Regions from separate parts of the Homo sapiens genome. Here region 1 is linked to region 2. Evidence: chromatin loops called from intact Hi-C (ENCODE). Cell type or tissue: Caco-2. All regions are shown on one strand. Links, peaks and the distances in the headings refer to the core of each region. The heading gives the core; the rest is flanking DNA. Region 1 overlaps LOC105370802 (a long non-coding RNA gene). Region 2 has its middle 310 kb from the start of SQOR.

Evidence for each region. A loop is a pair of places that touch in the nucleus more often than their neighbours do. Peaks named below come from ENCODE experiments on the same cell type or tissue, not always from the same donor. Only the 100,000 strongest peaks of a DNase experiment are listed, where the experiment ranks them.
Region 1: a loop joins it to region 2, with 5 times the contacts of the local background. A loop is called at or near these places in 1 of 110 quality-filtered maps.

The regions. Positions count from the first base shown.
Region 1 is chr15:45,801,626-45,804,544 of GRCh38, forward strand. The region is part of intron 1 of LOC105370802 (a long non-coding RNA gene); the gene reads left to right. Among named protein-coding and RNA genes, the nearest start is that of SQOR, 170 kb to the left of the region's middle. In Caco-2, for the core only: no CTCF peak of the experiment used is centred there; no DNase peak of the experiment used is centred there.
Region 2 is chr15:45,942,021-45,944,939 of GRCh38, forward strand. No RefSeq gene overlaps it. Among named protein-coding and RNA genes, the nearest start is that of SQOR, 310 kb to the left of the region's middle. In Caco-2, for the core only: no CTCF peak of the experiment used is centred there; a DNase peak (open chromatin) is centred at 1,431.

The sequences.
Region 1 (2,919 bases), core at 327-2,826, 140 kb before region 2:
GAGCCTCCCCCAGTTATTTCTGGGAATCTCCGGAGGCCCATCTCAATTGTGCGCAGCTTCAAGTCTGCCCTTCCTTATCTATTCCATTTCCTTGGCGGTTGACACCAGCATTCTTTCCATTGCTTTCCTCTCTCCTGAGCATCCTCATACAAATCCCATTCTCCTCCTTCATGAAAACTAAGCAAATATACATACAAAAGTCAAGCATGTCAATCAATCAGTATCTGCAGAAAGTCAGTGACCCACTAGTCCTACAAAGAATACAATTCCAAATGCCAGTTTGGGGGTAATTCTATGCTAATTTGCTATTATGGCACTGAAAAATTGAGCATTTCTTGTATACTTAGCTTTACAATGGGGGAAGAATTGTGGCCAGAATTGTATTGAACATGTTTGGATTTCATTCTAGAAGAGTGACAGTGGTTATTCTGGACCTGCGGCTTCTAATTAAACTACTTTGTTACTTACCGCCTCGCTCAACAAACAAAAAGGTCAATTTAAAATAAGAAAAACTCATGCCTTTTTACTGTCGAGTGAAGCTTAAGATCACCTAACAGCCTCCTCTCACTGCATGGGGCACTTCAGTCCCTAGTGGACAATAGTCATAATCTAAAATCTATTACATGTAATTTCAACATCATTTAGCACAGCTGTCAATCTGCCAAAGCAAAGGCCACAAACTGAGCCTCCATGGAGACCAAATCATCTTCCTTTTAAACATGCCATCCGCACAGTGGGCTGGAGGTCACTTGGAAGAGAGCACAGGGGAACCCTGTTTTGTGTCCCTTTGTTCCCGGCTACTTACCTTCTCATAAAAAAAAATACATTCAATTTAGAGACACATCAGCATAAGCTCCTCCAGCAAGTGCAAATATTTGCTTGGGGGAGGAAAACAAAATAATGTCTGAATGAGAGCTTTCATTTTCTATTAGACTTTGATGTTACTTTTTTATTTGAAGTCCACGGAGAATAATAAATTGAATTCCTTTTGTAAAAGTGAGGCACAATAAATGTTGGATAAAAATTGAAGCTGTTTGTAAGTTAGTCAAGGAGAAAAATGCTGCCTTTTACTGGGACATATATGATCTGCACAATGTTTCCTTAGCGTCATCTTTAAGGATTTTTTTTTTTTTAACAGAGTGTGGTAGGGGAAAATGTTTTATGTATGTATGACTGAGTTGCTGATTGACAGAGTTCATGGATGTCTCTTTTGAAGTGAGAACAATCTAATCCTGGAGCCACAGCACCACCCACAGATGTCATACTAGATCTCAGCTGTCAACATGCCACCTTATTTTATTGCTATTTTCTTTTGCTTTTGGCTTTCATCAGCTATTGTTCTTCAAATAGCTGGACCACGCTGTAGCATGCCACTGTGAGCACATTTTGTTTTTTTTTTTTTTTTTTTGAGACGGAGTCTCACTCTGTCCCCCAGGCTGGAGTGCAGTGGCGCAATCTCGGCTCACTGCAAGCTCCGCCTCCTGGGTTCACGCCATTCTCCTGCCTCAGCCTCCCGAGTAGCTGGGACTACAGGCGCCCGCAACCACACCCAGCTAATTTTTTGTATTTTTAGTAGAGATGGGGTTTCACCGTCTCGATCTCCTGACCTCGTGATCTGCCCACCTCGGCCTCCCAAAGTGCTGGGATTACAGGCGTGAGCCACTGCACCTGGCCTTTTTTTTTTTTTTTTTAATAGCCACAATTGAGGACTGATGTTGAATGTCCACTGAGTTTACTTTTAGGAAACTTTGTCATTTAAAAACATATCCCAGGAAACCTGTTGTGCCTTAGAGTTACTCATACTACATGGGTCTTTGAGGTTAGGTACCTTCTCTAACCAAAAACCTCATTTCTGTTTAAAGTGAAGTAATGTGAAAGAATGCCAGGATAAAAGCTACTCAGCACATCTGGTGGGATTTCACTTTGTAGTAGAAGGGAAAAAACAAAACAAAAAGCCTTAGAAGTTTTCAGTGCTAAACTGTATCCTCAGAATTCTAAGCCACAATGCACACAACAGCTGGCTTATAGAAGCTCTCAGATAGTTGCTTTGGTAGTGAGGATATGGCCTCTGCTGTGGCTGTGGGCACTGCTGGAGTTCAGATCTGCCCAGGCAAGTCCAGTGCACTGCTGAGATGGGCTGCCAGCAGCTGGGATTTTTGAATTTATTTGCATGATGGTATATACTTTTGGCTTGAGGAGGAAGGAGGCCATTTTGTGTGAGCTGTGTTGCTGGTGGTGGACCCTGGGGAGAGACAACAAGGGGGAGAGAGTAGGCCAGCTCCTTGGACTAGGGCTGAAGCTGAAGACACTGTCTTCCATGACTGAGCCTCTGGTCAGTAGCAGCACCACATGTACTCTCCCAGCCCAGTGTGACTGGGGTACAGAAGCATATTCCCACGTCTGTATGAACCACAGTATAGCTCCTGCACAGGGAGAATGGGAAGAAATGTGCTATCTTCGCAACTGGAGGGTCTGGCAGATTTGGGAGCAGGGAAGGTAACATGGTGCAGTCTTGGGGTGGGCTTGGTTTGACTGCTTGCAGAAGGACCTACAGAAGAGGGGCTGGAATGGGAGAGGAAGAACATGGTGGACAGACAGTTTGATTTCTAAGTGTGTATGTGCCGTGCCCTCTGGAGGCTTGGAGGTATAACTGTGAGAAGGTCGCAGGAAGCTAGAGGGCTAGATAGAGGGTTAGAGCCATTGAAATTTGAATGTTTATCATGACTTTGTACTTGCAGCCTGGTGAGACTTGGGAAAATCCTAGTTATATCAGCCAATAATTTTTTTATTTTTTTACCTAACACAATTTAACAATCACTAATCCTAGAATTAGTGACACATTCTCTAAGATGGATAAAAATGACAAAAGGCTGATAAAATTATCATAGCATGTGTGTATCAAATGCTTCTTGTGCACCC
Region 2 (2,919 bases), core at 205-2,704:
GCATTTAACCACCACACTTTTAACTGATAGTGAGTGACCCTAAAGGCCTGTGTAGTAATTTGGAAAATGCTGAGGCAGGGTCTAGAACTGATCATGTTGTGAGGTGCTGGGCAGCGGCAAGCCACTTAGCTGCCTGGTAAACCTTGCTGCATCTCAGTGGGATATGACTGTCTGCTATGCATTAGCTCCCTTAGCTAGAAATTTTGTTACAGTGAAAAAACAACTTTAATTTGTGTGTGTGTGAGAAAAATATCACTCCAAATAAAGCCAACTGCTTCTGCTGGTTCAGACAAGGAGGAGTCAGAAGTAGCTTTAAAACCAGAGAGATCCTAGGTTAAGGTCAGCAAAATATGGCATGTGTCTCACCAGCCTTTTCTTTCAAGCCCATGACAGATATTGGAAGTTGATTAGCTTTTCTTTCCTGCTAAATTCAGCCCCTGCCTCACAAATCTTCTGAGCCTCTCTAGGCAGTCTCCACCAAGACATCAAATTGGGTACTTAAAATGATACCTGTTACCTATCCTTGAGTTTGTTCAAAGTAATTTCTCTCAAATTGCCTTTCATCCTTTTTTTGCATGACCCAGTTCAAACTTTCTGGCCTTATTATGTTCTTTTCCAATTTTAGGTAGCTATGTTTTGATTGCTTTTACTTTTCAATTGACTTATGTTGTTTATGAGACACTACAGCAGCTACTACTATAGCTTAGTTACTAAATTCTGATAGTTGGCACATACACATTTCTCTGGCTTTGTGACAATTTGTGATTAGGCATTTTAAAAATTCTGATTGGTTGAAGTTGCTTGTGGTCCAAGTCAGTTTTGCTCACTGACATGTAGCTTTGAATAACTACCCTTGCAGTAGTCATATTGCATGTGTTTTATATTACATAAAATTCGTTTTTGTTCTATGAATATCTGACAATCTTTTAGCTCAATTCTATAAATGCAATGTCTCAAAACAGGTTTTCTTTAAAAAGTAGCTGCAAATATATTTTAACTGATGTTGTATAGTTTGTGCAAATTACACTTAAATAAGTGAACTGGGATTTTGTTCACATATAAATAATTACTATGATTTAGTCTGAGGCTTGTAGCTTCTTAAGAATTTTGCACCTGTGAGGCTCTAGGTAGATATCTATTCACGTTATGGTGTCTGTGATTCTGGACAAAGTGAAAAAATGTTGGTTCTTGGTTGAATTTAACAGTCTAATTTATTCCAAATTATTTTTAGCTAGCATTCTGTCCTTGACCAGAGCTAGCTTTACCATATGCGCTCGATGGAACAAAAAAAGTGACTCATAAATTTTCAGTGAATGCTTTGGTTCACTCTACAATGGCTCATCAAATAAAAGACAAAACTTTAGTGAATGCTTAACCAGCAGTTATCTGTGGTTGGGGATAAGCCTAGGAAACTCATGACTGAGTCTCTATGCAAATACAACTTAAAGTCAGAAGGCGGAACAGTCATTTCACTGAAGCATGAGGAGTTAAAGGCTTATCTGTCATCACTGAACCACACTTTTGTGGAGTAAATAATATGCTATGGGTTTGTTCATGTGTTGAGGGATTAGCCAAGGTCTCTACACAGAGCTCTTGTAAGTGGCAAAAATCCGCTATGTTGAGTATTGAGCACTCTGTTAGTTCTTTAGCAAATGAAATAAAATATGGAAATCATTGATCTCTTTCAGTATGTTTGAGTGACTACTTTGTGCTGGGCATTATTGAAGTGAAACAAATATATTTTTTTCTTTTTTTGTAGCACATGTGATTAAGATGTGATATTTCTGAGGAAGTTTCTCCTGCTCAAATGTACTTCATTCAAGAGATTTATTGAACATGCCATATGTACCAGCTATTGTGCTAGGTGCTGGTGATATAACATGTATAATAAAGAAACAAATTTTGTGATGATTTGATTACAGATGCTATGAAGGAAAATCAATGCATAAATGAGTAACAGCAGGGCATGGCCAGGCCTATGTGATCAGGAAAAGCCTTGATTTTATATCTGAAGGAGAATGAGTACGAGTTAACTAGCTAAGTAGGGAATGCATTTCAGGGAAAATGAGCACTAAGAGCTAAAGCTCAGTAGTAGAAAGGAGTATAGAGCCAAAGAAGCTGTTGAGAAAGCCAACCCAGGTCTTTGTGTCTGAGCACAGGGGACACAGAGTGGTATGAGAAGAGACTGACCAGTGGGCAGGGCCATGTCAGACATACCATGTATTTCACCATTTGTTTTAACAGCTACATCATGAACATGTTCCAAGCAAGCCATGCGAATCTCATTTTGAGAAGGTCACCGAGATTTTGGGGGGCTGAAAGGCCATTAGAAGGGGATGTCAGTGTATGGGGGAGAGCAGCTGGGAAGCCACTGTGAAAACCAGGCAAGAAGTGATGCCAGTTTTGACTAGGACAATTCAAAATACCCGAAACCATCGTTAATCTCTCCTCTGAGTTAAGGAGGAATAAAGTTCCTGTAAAGTTGTTTTCTGGGAGGTAGATGGTCACTTTGCACTCACCTTTACCATTCATAGAAAGGTTTAGCAGATCAGTCCTGATAAGAAAGAAGCCGGCCGGGCGCGGTGGCTCACGCCTGTAATCCCAGCACTTTGGGAGGCCGAGGCGGGTGGATCACGAGGTCAGGAGATCGAGACCATCCTGGCTAACACGGTGAAACCCCGTCTCTACTAAAAATACAAAAAATTAGCCGGGCGAGGTGGCGGGCGCCTGTAGTCCCAGCTACTCGGGAGGCTGAGGCAGGAGAATGGCGTAAACCCCAGGGGGCGGAGCCTGCAGTGAGCCGAGATTGCGCCACTGCACTCCAGCCTGGGCGACAGCGAGACTCCGTCTCAAAAAAAAAAAAAAAAAAAAAAAAAAAAAGAAAGAAGCCCCAGAGGATGGGCCTCAGGTTAGCAAATA